2 separate regions of the Homo sapiens genome follow, and region 1 is linked to region 2. Evidence: chromatin loops called from intact Hi-C (ENCODE). Cell type or tissue: ovary. All regions are shown on one strand. Each heading gives the region's core, and the rest is flanking DNA. Links, peaks and the distances in the headings are about the cores only.

Region 1 (6,488 bases), core at 1,894-4,393, 130 kb before region 2:
GTATGTGTGTGACGTGTGTATGTGTGTGGTGTGTGTGGCATGTGTGTTTGTGGCGCACATGTGTGTATGTGTGTGTGGCGTGTGTGTGGTGTGTGGGTATATGTATGTGTGTGTGTGGTGTGTGGGTATATGTATGTGTGTGTGGTGTGTGTGTATATGTGTGTGTGTGGCGTGTGTGTGGTGTGTGGGTATATGTATGTGTGTGTGTGGTGTGTGGGTATATGTATGTGCGTGTGGTGTATGTGTATATGTGTGTGTGTGTGTGTGTGTCTTCCTTCACACCTGCAGCCTTGAGCCTCTGCAGGGAATTTCCAGTTTATGTTGCCAGCAACTAGAAGGCAGACTCTTTTTTGTATTCTTTCCGGGGCATAAATTGCAGCTGGTGATGAAATGTATTCAATCTCTCTCACTACTAAATCACATCGGACCACACAGATACTTGGCCTAGGTAATCCTATTAGACCTAAACCAAAGGGGCAGGCTTTCCCCTAGATGGATCATGAAGACGCAAAACCGTGGGGTGGGCTGGCAGGGTCACCCGAAAGTGAGGAGCACTGCCATCTGTTTTCTCTTCCCTCTTAGTGATAACATGAAGGAATTGTCCCGAACAAGTGCATTTCCCTTCGGTAGGCCTCACTACCGAGGCTATTGATCAGCTTACTCTATTACCACATCAAAGGAAAATGCCATCATGGGTGGCTCCGGCAGAGCATTTGGGTTCTTGGTGATTTTGCTAAGAATCTCTGAGGAGAGGCAATGAAGGCTCTTAATTGCATATTTCCTGTGTACTCATCCTTCTTCTCCAAAACAAATGACATTAGCTTTCTTTTTTTTTTTTCTTTTTTTTTTTTGAGATGGGAGTCTCTCTCTGTCACCCAGGCTGGAGTGCTGTGGCACTATCTTGGCTCACTGCAACCTCCGCCCCCTGGGTTCAAGCAATTCTCCTGTCTCAGCCTCCCGAGTAGCTGGGACTACAGGCGCCTGCCACCATGCCCAGCTAATTTTTGTGTTTTTAGTAGAGACGGGGTTTTACCATATAGGTCAGGCTGCTCTCGAGTTCCTGACCTCAGGTGATCTGCCTGCCTTGGCCTCCCAAAGTGCTGGGATTATATGCGTGAGCCACCGAGCCTGGCCTAACTTTCTATTTCAACTGCACAGAACTACCCATACGTGTCAGCAGGGGCCTACTTTCCTTCACATTAGGTTTTCACAGTCTTTTCCCTCTGCCTGGAATACCTGCTCTGCCTTTTCTGCTCCAGCTAGGTTGGCATATTTGCAGGTTTCAAATCTGCCTGTCATATTCCATCCTCAGAGCCTTTACGATGACTGTTCCGTCTGCCTGGAATGTTCCGCCCTGACGTTTCCGCATGGCTTGCCCTTCATTTCATTCAATCTCCACATTTCCACTCAAATCCTACCTCTCAGCCATCACTGTCAATTGCCCTCCACCCGAAGACCACCAGGATCCCACCTATAGTGGAGCACTTGGGGTTTATGGCTGGTTGCAGTGAAGGGGAACGCACGCCATGGGGCACTGTGGGCGTATCAGTGAGGGGGTGTCAGAAAGAACTTGTAGGGTTTGGGCTTGTTTCTGTCTAGTTCCATCACAGCCACAGAGTGGCCTTGTCTGATGTTGATGTTCTGTGAAACTGTTTATGTTCAACAGGAGAGCACCATGGGCCTGCAGTGAGTGCCAGGCCAAGGTCTGGACAGCAAGAACTGCTTTACTCTTCTTCACCACTGAATCCTTAGTGCATAGAACAGCAGCTGCAGGGAGGGTGGCAGGTGTCGAATGAAAACGTATCGAATGAATCGATCAAGTCTGTCTGCCTGGCAAATTCTTACTCCACATTCAAGTGCCCAGCCAGAAGCCCCTCTTCTGGGTGCCGTCCCTGACTCTCCTGGGCGGACCCTGATCTGGGCCCGGGCTGTGCCTGCAGAGTCTCACTAGAGCGGCTCCTGTGAGTCATGTCAGGGGGCTCTGCAGCCAGTCTCCCCACTGTGCTGCGAATGCCTTGAAGGCAGAGACACATCCCTTCCCTTAGAAGCCCCAGTGCTAAATACAGAGCAGGTGCGCCATAACTTTAGTGTGACTGACAGACCAGCTGCAGGCCCAGCTCTGCTGTGTTTGAACTGTGCCTCTGGCAGGGGCTCCAGAATTCTGTGTGTGTTCCCTGAGAGTATAGGACCTGTGGGCCACTGGGTGGGAAATCATTAAACAGGAGAAGCCCAGGCCCCAGCAGCCAGAGGGTATGTTTGTGAGTTTGTGATTCTCTGGGACACCTTCAGGGCCTGAGGACTTTGGCCCCCATGTGAGGCCTCTGCAGTGTGACTCCATCTGGGCCTGGCTCCTCCTCAAAAAATGCCCCCAACCAGGAGCGGTGGCTCACGCATGTAATCCCAGCACTTTGGGAGGCCAAGGCGGGCGGATCACCTGAGGTCAGGAGTTTGAGACCAGCTTGGCCAACATGGTGAAATCCCACCTTTACTAAAAATACAAAAATTAGCCAGGCATAGTGGCACACGCCTGTAGTCCCAGCCACTCTGGAGGCTGAGACGGGAGAATCACTTGAACCCAGGAGGCAGAGATTGCAGCAAGCCAAGATCGCACCACCACATTCCAGCTTGGGTGACAGACTGACTCTGTCTCAAAAAAAAAAAAAAAAAAAAAAAAAGACCCCCATCCCTGTCGCCCAAGGCCCAGAGGAGGCTGATGGAAGCCCGCAGTTTCCAGGAAGGGCAGAGGAAGAGGCAGTAAGAGCCCAGGCACCTCCAAAACAGGGGCCATGGGCGGGGGGCGGAGAGGGAGGAGGGACCTGGTTATCTGGCTCTATTCTCACAGCAACCCCTTAAGGTATATACAACTATTATCTTTATTTTACAGATGAAGAAACAGAGGCACAAAGAGGTTAAGTAACTTGCCTAGAGATACACAGCTAACAAGTGGCAAGTGGGATTTGGACTCAGGTCTATCTAATCCTCAAACCCATGTCCTGGACCCCTACACAGACTGCCCTCCCTCAGTCCTCTGTGTGGCCTCAAGAAGGGTCTGGACATTCAAGTTTAAAAATCCATCCAAAGAATCTATGGACCCAGTGGTCTCTGGAGTCAATGTTCTGAGGCTCAGAAGGGCCAGGCAGGAGGGAGCCGCCTCTACACAGTCCTGAGCAGAGTGGGCTGTGTCCCGGCACAGCAGGGGAGATCATAGACAGAATTCTGCCCTGGGCCCTATTTAAGTAGGACCTTTAGGCTGCCGGTGTCATGACCACAGGTCCCAGGTCTGCACGATTGGCTGTGTGTGGAAAATCTTCACTCCTTGCGGCCTTGTCCTTGGCAGAGAGCACCGCTGCTTCCTCTGATGGCCACCAGGGGGAGGCGCTCCCCTGGGAACGGTTTGAAGGGGAGCCTCACCCCACACGTGCCTTCCGTGGTACCCAGCACCAGCTGCTACCCATGGTTACCCACAGGCCCAGCTCTGCTCTGAGGAGGGAGGAGTGGTGGCGATCAGGCCTTGTCTGCATCCCGTGGCTGCCCCTTTCTTTTCTTTCTTTCTTTCTTTTTCTTTTTTTTTTTTTTTTTGAGATGGAGTCTCACTCTGTTGCCCAGGCTAGAGTGCAATGGCACAGTCTCGGCTCACTGCAACCTCTGCCTCCCAGGTTCAAGCGATTCTCCTGCCTCAGCCTCCCAAGTAGCTGGGATTACAGGCATGCGCCACCACGCCCAGCTAATTTTTGTATTTTTAGTAGAGACGGGGTTTCACCATGTTGGCCAGGCTGGTCTTGAACTGCTGACCTCAGGTGATCCACCCACCTCGGCCTCCCGAAGTGCTGAGATTACAGGCGTGAGCCACCGCCCCCAGACGTGGCCTCCCCTTTCAAAGAATAACCCTCAGCGTGTGTGTGTGTGTGTGTGTGTGTGTGTGTGTGTGTGTGACTGGGGAACACACGGGCTCAGTCTGTTATCCTGAGAGGAAATTCATAGTGAAGCATAAAAGCCCCTGAGTGGGCTGGGGACAGTGGCTCACACCTGTAATCTCAGCACTTTGGGAGGCCAAGGTGGGCAAATCATTTGAGGTCAGGAATTCAAGACCAGCGTGGCCAACATGGTGAGACCCTGTCTCTACTAAAAATACAAAACTTAGCCAGGTGTAGTGGCGCATGCCTGTCGTCACAGCTACTTGGGAGGCTGAGGCAGGAGAATCGCTTGAACCTGGGAGATGGAGGCTGCAGTGAGCCAAGATCCCACCACTGCACTCCAGCATGGGCAACAGAGTGAGACTCCATCTTTAAAAAAAAAAAATGCCTATTGGATTTTAATGAAACCATCTCTCCTCTTTTACCTGAATGAAAGCAGACATGGGACTTTCTACAGGTACGGCAGCCTCACAATTCAGTGCTGGACTTCCAGCCAAGACGGCAGAGTGGGCTCACGCTGTGGCCTCCTCTCTCTGTTCCAAACACACAGCAATCAGGAATAAAATAGAAAAAATGATAAACAAAAGGACATAGTTGGGCCCCAACCAAAATGGCTATCTCTGTGTACCACAAGCAGATCAGAAATGCAAATTGGTGACTGGGGCCAGGGGCCTGCTGGCCTCGGGGTCTGGAAACAGCAGTAGCTGCCAGACACAGAGCTCCTGGTAAGGGAGTTAAAGTGCTCCATGCTACAAAGGGGCCAACAGCCAGGTGTCTGGAAGCCAGGGCTCGGGGAAGGTTCCCTCTGCTTGTGAAAAGAATCGGGGGTGGCGGGGATGGAGTGAGGAAGCCAGCTGTCCACAAATAGCTTGGGGCTTGAGTTGTGGGAAGATGAGGACAGACTCTTGACTAGATGCTGAGCCAAGCCACCCTCTGGCTACGTGCTTGTAGCTGTGGTGTCCTCATGCCACAACAGAGTAGAGCCCTGCAATGCTATTGTAAGACCTCAACTGGGCCTGAGGTCCTAGCTCAGGATAGTTAGAGACAGAGTGAAAAACAGATGTAAAAACAAGGTGGAAAACCCTCCAACTCACTGTAAAGTTGTAAGCCAAAATAGATGAGAAACAATGGTAAGAAAAACAGTCAACAAGGCCGGGCGTGGTGGCTCGTGCCTGTAATCCCAGCACTTTGGGAGGTGAAGGTGGGAGGATCACCTGGGGTCAGGAGTTCAAGACCAGCCTGGCCAACATAGTGAAATCCCATCTTTAGAAAAAAAAAAAAGCAAGAAAGAAAAGCAGTCAACAGAATCACCATGTGGAATATGAGTTCACTGCAGATTAAATTAATTTTGTGAAAGTCTTACAAAGAATTAAAAATGTTTAGGATGCCAAAAATGGCAAATGAAGGCTTAATATCCATTGGAAATTAACAAGACATAAATGAAGGCAGATCAAAATGAAACTAGAACAAGTAGATGTGAAAAGAATCAATTAGAAATCTTAGAAATAGAAAGTTTGTTCATTAAAAGAAAGCTCAGTAGACAGAATAAATGATGCAAAAAGAGAATTATTGAGTTAGAAGACATTACTTAGGAATTAACATGAATACAATACACAAAGATTAAAAAATATAAAAGCAGTTATGAGATATGAAGGACAGCTTGCATGAAGGGCTATGTATGTCTAATAGGAGTTTCAGAGGAAGAGAATAAAGGGAATGGCAGTGAAAAATACATGAGGAAATAGTAGCTGAGAAATTTCCTTGGGGAAATTGCAGAACATCAAGGGCAAAGAGAATAAAACCTTACCATGGACCTGAGAAAAAGACAGATTACTTAAAAAGTAATTTCTGGACCTCAGCAAAGACTGAGGCTGGGGATGAGGGGGTAGTATCTTCAAAGTGCCAATTGGATTTTTATGCCCAGCTAACTTACAGTGGAAATTTAAGACAAAAGGGGCGTTTCGATACATGTAAAGTGCAGCCCCTCATTTAAAGAATTATTATAGGTTATACACTTCAGGAAGAAAAATGAACCAGAAAAAAAGGGGAGAGCACATGAAACACTGTTAAGCATAGAAATAGATAAAACATGTTGATAAATTTAAATGAGTGTTGACTACAACAGAAACTCCTTTATTTTTTATTTATTTATTTTTGAGACCGAGTCTCTGTCACCCAGGCTGGTGTGCAGTTTTGTGATCTCGGCTCACTGCAACCTCTGCCTCCCGAGTTCAAGCAATTCTCATGCCTTGGCCTCCTGAGTGGCTGGGACAGGCCTGGCTAATTTTTGCTTTTTTTTTTTTTGTTTTTTTGAGACGATGTCTTGCTCTGTCTCCAGGCAGGAGTGCAGTGGTGCTATCTCGGCTCACTGCAACCTCCGCCTCCTGGGTTCAAGGAATTCTCCTGTCTCAGCCTCCCGAGTAGCTGGGACTATAGGCACGCACCACCATGCCCAGCTAATTTTTGTATTTTTAGTATAGACGGGGTTTCACCATGTTGGCCAGGATGGTCTCAAACTCCTGACCTCGTGATCCGCCCGCCTTGGCCTCCCAAAGTGCTGGCATTACAGGCGTG
Region 2 (6,488 bases), core at 1,320-3,819:
CTCTTTCCACACAAAGGGGATGATTAGCTGCACCATCTGAAACTCCGCCTATTTATTGGAGGATTTTCTCCAATAATTTTGGAGAAATAGTTTCCAAAATTATTGGAAAATTATTCCAAAATAATTCCAAAACTATTGGAAAATTCCAAAATGATTTCCAATAATTTTTTCCAATCCACCCCTGAGTGAGGCTGCCATCATTTTTAGTTTGCACATACATGTGGAGCTGACCCATCTGTACCCCAAGTTCAGGCTTTTCCTCCCCGCTTTGGCTGGTTGGACAGGAACCCATAGAATCATGGGCATGAGCTGGGGTGGGGGCCCTGCGGCTTGCTGTCCACTCACTTCAATCCTGGAGGACGCACCTCCATCTTACAACGGGCTGCTGCTGAGCCTGCTTGGCCTTACAGCTTGGGAGGACGACGAGACCCAGCTCACAATGGGACCGACGAGACCCAGCTCACAATGGGCAGTTCTGGTTGCACAGTCACTTGGTCCTCCGTGGCAGTTTCTTATTTTATTTAATTTATTTTTTGGCATGTAGTCCTCGCTGCAGCTGGCATGGCCTTGCTAGAGATCTCAGAGGGCTCGCTGTGAGTCTCCCACCCGAGCCTGCACAATCGCCACAGGCGTCTTTCCCCGCCATTGATCTTTCAGCACCATAATATCTGCTGGGCCAGAGGTTTCAGGCGACAGGCTGCATCTGTAGATGACACAAGGCTACCTGGAGTCATTAGGGTAGGGCAGCCTGAGCAGGGGCTGCCACTTCCTTCTCAGGGGAAGCTCTTGTGAATGCAAATGGGGCATGTTAAGTCCTGGAAGGAGAGAAAGAGAGAGAGAGGGAGAGAGACAGAGGTGGGGGGGGGGGGGGCGGGGAGAGAGAGAGAGACAGACGAGAGAGACAGACAGACAGGGCAAGGGGAGAGAGAGAGAGGTAGAAAGAGAGAGAAACAGATGGGAGAAGGGGGGAGGGGGGAGAGAGAGAGACAGAGAGGGGAGAGAGAGAAGGGAAGGAAGGAAGGAAAGAAGGAAGGAAGGAAGGGAAGGAGGGAGGGAGGGAAAGAAAGGGAGAAGAGAAAGAAAGGGGAGGAAGAAAGAAAATGAAGTTGCTCTTTGTTAGATGCTCTTGTGTCGTTTAGGGTCTTTTTCTGTATACATTGCCCCAACTAACTGTGAGTTCCTTCGGGGCAGAGTTAGAATCCCAGCTCCTCCACCTACTAGCTATGTGATCCTGGGCAAGCCACTTCACTTCTCTGAGCCTTGGTGTCCTCCTCTGTAAAATGGGGATAATTTTTTTTTTTTTTTTTTTTTTTTTGGAGATGGAGTCTCACTCTGTCACCCAGGCTGGAGTGTAGTGATGTGATCTCAGCTCACTGTAACCTCCGCCTCCCAGGTTCAAGCGATTCTCCTGCCTCAGCCTCCCAAGAAACTGCAATTACAGGCGCGCACCACCACACCTGGCTAATTTTTGTATTTTTGGTAGAAACGGGGTTTCACCACGTTGGTCAGGCTGGTCTTGAACTCCTGACCTCGTGATCTGCCCACCTTGGCCTCCCAAAGTGCTGGTATTACAGGCATGAGCCACCATGCCCAGCCCCAAATGGGGATAATATTTTAGCCCACAGCACAGTGGTCTGTGAGCATTAAGAGAAGGAAAGCACCCCTCCCCACCAGCACAGTGTCTGCACCCAATCAGCACTCCTTAAACGCTGGCTAGCATTCTCCTCCCCTGTGACCCTCTGGCAAAAGATTCCCCACCCCAACCTCAGCGCCCAGCAAATCTGTGCTAATGTGCGAGTGGGTATCGATGAGTTCATATAACCCTTGGGTAGCATGTGGTTAACATGTGTGCGTTTTAATAGGGCTATTTTACAGCAACTCTAATGATGTGTGGATTGTCTGGGGGCCATGGGGGTTGTTTTCTCAAGCTATAAACTCACCGATGCTCTGCTCCACATTCTCCTCAGAGTCTCTACCCTACCTCCTCTGTGGCCCAGGGTCTGCCCACAGCTGGCCCCTCACAGGTGCCCAGGGCTGCAGGGTGTGTGTATGTGGCTTGTGTGGTGTGTGTATGTGTGTGTGTGTGTGTTGTTTGTGTGGTGTGAGTGTGGGTGTTGCTCATATGTGTGTTGTCTACTTGGTGTATGTATGTGTTGTGTGGTTGTACGTATGCGTGTGTCCTATAATTAAAGTCCCCAGAAGCAGGGCACCCTGCCTGGGTGCCACCTTCTCACCCCTCTCCAGGGGCTCTGAGCACCCCCCCACCCCCGCGACGTGGCAGTGGGCAGCACCTGTGCCCTGATCTTTGCATCTCAGCCTCTCGCCCAGGGCTTTGTGCTAACGGGTGCTCAATACGGTAGTGCTTTGCTAATTGGGAAAAAGCGGTCGCGGGATGTTCTTTCCAGGGCAGTGCTGCAGTGCCCTCTGGTGGATTTTCTCTGAACTTCTCTAGGTTTGAGGTTCCGCTTGTCCTTGACAGGTAAGCCGGCCCTGAGAATCCAACCGCCTGGCCTTCTTCGCTTTTGGTCAGCCCTCCGCCTTGCAGAGAGTGGGGCTCAGTGGGAGCTGAGGCTGTGTGAGGGTGAGGCTGGGGTCAGGCTGGGGAGGAGACTGATGTTGGGAGTCCGGAGGTACAGTTATTCCTGTACCTCTAGCAATAAGAACTGTGAGGTGGAAATGCCCATTTCAGTGATGGTGGAGAGAAACCAATGGAACCTGAATATAGGCAGCGACCCCTTAGGAAGCATCTCCTCCTCCTCTTCCTCCTCCCCCTCCTCCTCCTCCTCCCCCTCCTCCTCCTCCCCCTCCTCCCCCTCCTCCTCCTCCTTCTCCCCCTCCTACTCCTCCCCCTCCTACTCCTCCTCCTCCCCCTCCTACTCCTCCTCCCCTCCTCCTCCTTCTCCCCCTCCTCCTCCTCCCCCTCCTACTCCTCCTCCTCCCCCTCCTCCTCCTTCTCCTCCTCCTTCTCCCCCTCCTGCTCCTCCCCCTCCTACTCCTCTTCCTCCTACTCCTCCTGTTCCCCCCTCCTCCCTCTCCTCCTCCTCCCCCCTCCTCCTCCTCTCCCCTTCCTCCTCCTCCTCTGCTTCTCTTCCTCCTCCCCCTCCTCCTCCTCTCCCCTTCCTCCTCCTCCTCTGCTTTCTCTTCTTTTCAGGCAGAAATGCCTCCACAGATTCCCTTATTATCCATGTAGAAAGGGAAGAAAGACATGAATGCTTGTATGTCAGATATGTTACAAGTAACTTGTTTAAAAGGGGAAAAGAAAATAGGGGAAGAGATAAGAAACAAGACAATAAATCTAGAAAATCAGGAATGAGAATAAAGATAACAACCAGAAAAGCAACAACAACGCAGAGATAGAAATCAAAACAAAAGCGATCTCAGTAATCATGAATAGATTAAATTATCCATCCTCTGCATACGAAAATACGAATATTTTAAATTTAGCTATTTCTTGTTAATAAAGATGACACATAAGGCCAAGATTCTCTTATACTAGGCAAATACTAGCATATGCACATCCAATCCATCAGCAAGTCTTGCTGGCTCTGTACCCAAAACACATCCCAAATCCATCTTCCCTGCTAGCACCACTGCCCAAGCTACCATCATCTCTTGTTTGAATGATTCCAGGAGCTTCCCAACCCATCGGCTGGGTTCTCCTGTTACTCCCCTGTAATCCAGATTCCACACAGTAACACAGTGGGTTTCTTTTCTTTTCTTTTTCCTTTTTTGAGACAGAGTCTTGCTCTTGTTGCCCAGGCTGAAGTGCAATGGTGCAATCTCAGCTCACTGCAACCCCCGCCTCCTGGGTTCAAGCGATTCTCCTGCCTCAGCCTCCCAAGTAGCTGGGATTACAGGTGCCCGCCACCACACCCAGATAATTTTTTGTATTTAGTAGAGACGGTGTTTCACCATGTTGGCCAAGCTGGTCTCGAACACCTGACCTCAGGTGATCCACCCGCCTCAGCCTCTCAAAGTGCTGGGATTACAGGTAGGAGCCACCGCACCTGGCCCACAGTGTTCTTTTGAAATCAGAAATCAAATCACGTTGCCATCCCTGCCCCCTGGTTTAATGATACTTCATGTGGCCCCCATTTCACTTGACATAAAATCCAAAGTCCTTTCTGCAGCCTATGCAACCCTATGAGTGGGATGAAGGAATGATGCCACTCCAGAGGGCAGAACCAGGGCCAAATGACAGGAGTTGCAGAGCATGAACCTTGACCCAAGAAAGGAGGAATTTTCTAGTCATCAGAGCTGTCCAAGCTGACTTCGCGATGTGGAATAAGGTCCCCACTACAGAGAGGATGGAGCTGCAGCTGAGGGGATTTCTGCACAGGGTTGGCTGGAGGCTGAAGTAGATTTCCCTGTTGCTTTCCTGTAGGAGACTCTGTGCCTCTAGGAATAAGAACTGTGAGGTGGAAATGCTCACTTTGGTGATGGTGGAGAGAAACAAATAGAATCTGAACATAGGCAGTAGTCCCTTAGGAAGCATCAGCTTCTGCTTCTTCTTGATTACTTCTTCCAGTGGGGAGCTCAATACATGGTGGGCAGCCCTTCCTTTCGGTCAACACTTCATGTATTGGGCAGGCCAAGTCTGTCTGCCTCCCCGAAACTTCCTCATCTCAGTCTCAGTTCCTCTCTCTTGCAGAGTTCTAAGCACTCTTCCAAAAGTGTGCCAGAGATTGTGCTGCATGTTGGGGACATAAAGATGAAAAACGTGAACTCTGCTGTCAGGAAGTTCACAGACTAGAGGGAGCTGGCTCATTCATAGCAGGAGCGCCACGAGGACAACGGGGTATTGCAAAGGGCAGAGCATGCAGGAACTGGAGTGTAGGAGAGCTCAGCCCTGGCTGGGCATCAGCATTACCCAGGGAGGTCTGAAAACTCCCACACCCACGGGGTCAGAGTATCCAGAGATTGTGAGGGCAGGGCCCAGGCTTTGGGGTTTCTTTTTTCTTTGTTTTTTGTTGTTGTTGTTGTTTGTTTGTTTGTTTTTTGTTTTGAGACAGAGTCTCGCTCTGTTCCCCAGGCTGGAGTGCAGTGGCACAATCTCGGCTCACAGCAAGCTCCGTCCGCCTCCTGGGTTCACGCCATTCTCCTGCCTCAGCCTCCTGAGTAGCTGAGACTACAGGCGCCCGCCACCACGCCTGGCTAATTTTTTGTATTTTTAGTAGAGACGGGTTTCACCGTGTTAGCCAGCATGGTCTCGATCTCCTGACCTCGTGATCTGCCTGCCTTGGCCTCCCAAAGTGCTGGGATTACAGGCGTGAGCCACCGCGCCCGGCGGCTTTGGTGTTTCTTAAAGATTCCCAGGTAGTTAGGTGACTACAGTCATGGGCCCCTGGCTTAGTTGGGAAGTGCTTCATCTCTGAGACACCAGGATTCGAATCCCCAGTTTTGCCGCTTAACAGCTTGGTGGCCATGGATCTGCCTCTCTAGTCCTGTGAATGAGCAGGAGAAAAAAGAAGGAGGGAGTGAGAGAAAGGGAAACAAGGAGAAATAGTTTGAGCAGTGCACCTGGCCATAAAACACCAGGGCGGGGCTGGGGGTGTCTTTGCAAATGGTCACGTCACACCAGGCCTAGCTGCACCCCAGTACACCAGGCCACCAGTACAGCTGTGGCACCCGCTCAGTCGTCTTCCTTTGCGGAGCACCTGCTGTCAGGGTTTATTGCAGAAGGAGCCAAGATCACACCTTTATGTAGGCAACAAAATAAATCCTTACAAAACATGAAAGGATTTTTACAGCCACCCTATGAAATGGGAACTGAGTACCCCCATTACAGAGAAGGAAACGGTTACATAGTCTATCTAAGGCCATGTGAAATGAAGGACTGGACTGGAACTAGAATGCAGACCTAGCTCATACAAAAGCCTGGAATGAGTCTTGCATATCCACTGCCCAAGTGAAAAAGGAAACTATTGGCCGGGCACTGTGGCTCATGCCTGTAATCCCAGCACTCTGGGAGGCCAAGGTGGGCGGATCACCTGAGGTCAGGAGTTCAAGACCAGCCGGCCATGATGAAACCCTGTCTCTACTAAAAATACAAAAAATTAGCTAGGCGTGGTGGTGCATGCCTGTAATCCCAGCTACTGGGGAGGCTGAGGCAAGAGAATCGCTTGAACCTGGGAGGTGAAGGTTGCAGTGAGCCGAGATTGCGCCATTGCACTCCAGCCTGGGCAACAAGAACAAAACTCCATCTCAAAAAAAAAAAAAAAGAAAAAAGGAAAAGGAAATTATTAGAGTATAGCTGTCTGTATTCCCCCCTGATCCTCTTCACCTCTCTCCCCTCCAACCACTGTCCTGAATTTGTGTTGATCATTTTCATCTATGTCTATATACCTTTGCCATACATGCAAGATTCCATACCCAGTACGTTGCATCTGATGGCATGTTTTTCAGCCTTGTAGAGACAGCATCATGGGAAAGAAATCCTCCTCCTGCATCTTGTTTTTGTCTCTTAAAATTGTCTGTGACGTTTATCC

The links. Hi-C counts contacts between places; a loop is a spot of excess contacts. Peaks named below come from ENCODE experiments on the same cell type or tissue, not always from the same donor. Only the 100,000 strongest peaks of a DNase experiment are listed, where the experiment ranks them.
Region 1: it touches region 2 in a loop (2.2-fold over the local background); 55 of 110 quality-filtered maps call a loop at or near these places.

What each region holds. Positions count from the first base shown.
Region 1 is chr3:184,414,660-184,421,147 of GRCh38, forward strand. The region is part of intron 1 of LINC02054 (long intergenic non-protein coding RNA 2054); the gene reads left to right. Among named protein-coding and RNA genes, the nearest start is that of LINC02054, 16 kb to the left of the region's middle. RefSeq lists an enhancer at 1,620-2,121. In ovary, for the core only: a CTCF peak has its summit at 3,374 (motif pointing right); a DNase peak (open chromatin) is centred at 3,372.
Region 2 is chr3:184,541,734-184,548,221 of GRCh38, forward strand. The region is part of intron 6 of LINC01839 (long intergenic non-protein coding RNA 1839); the gene reads left to right. It overlaps LINC01840 (long intergenic non-protein coding RNA 1840), which reads right to left. Exons shown (of 2, transcript NR_046593.1): 2 at 4,981-5,444. Among named protein-coding and RNA genes, the nearest start is that of LINC01840, 12 kb to the right of the region's middle. In ovary, for the core only: a CTCF peak has its summit at 2,426 (motif pointing left); a DNase peak (open chromatin) is centred at 2,428.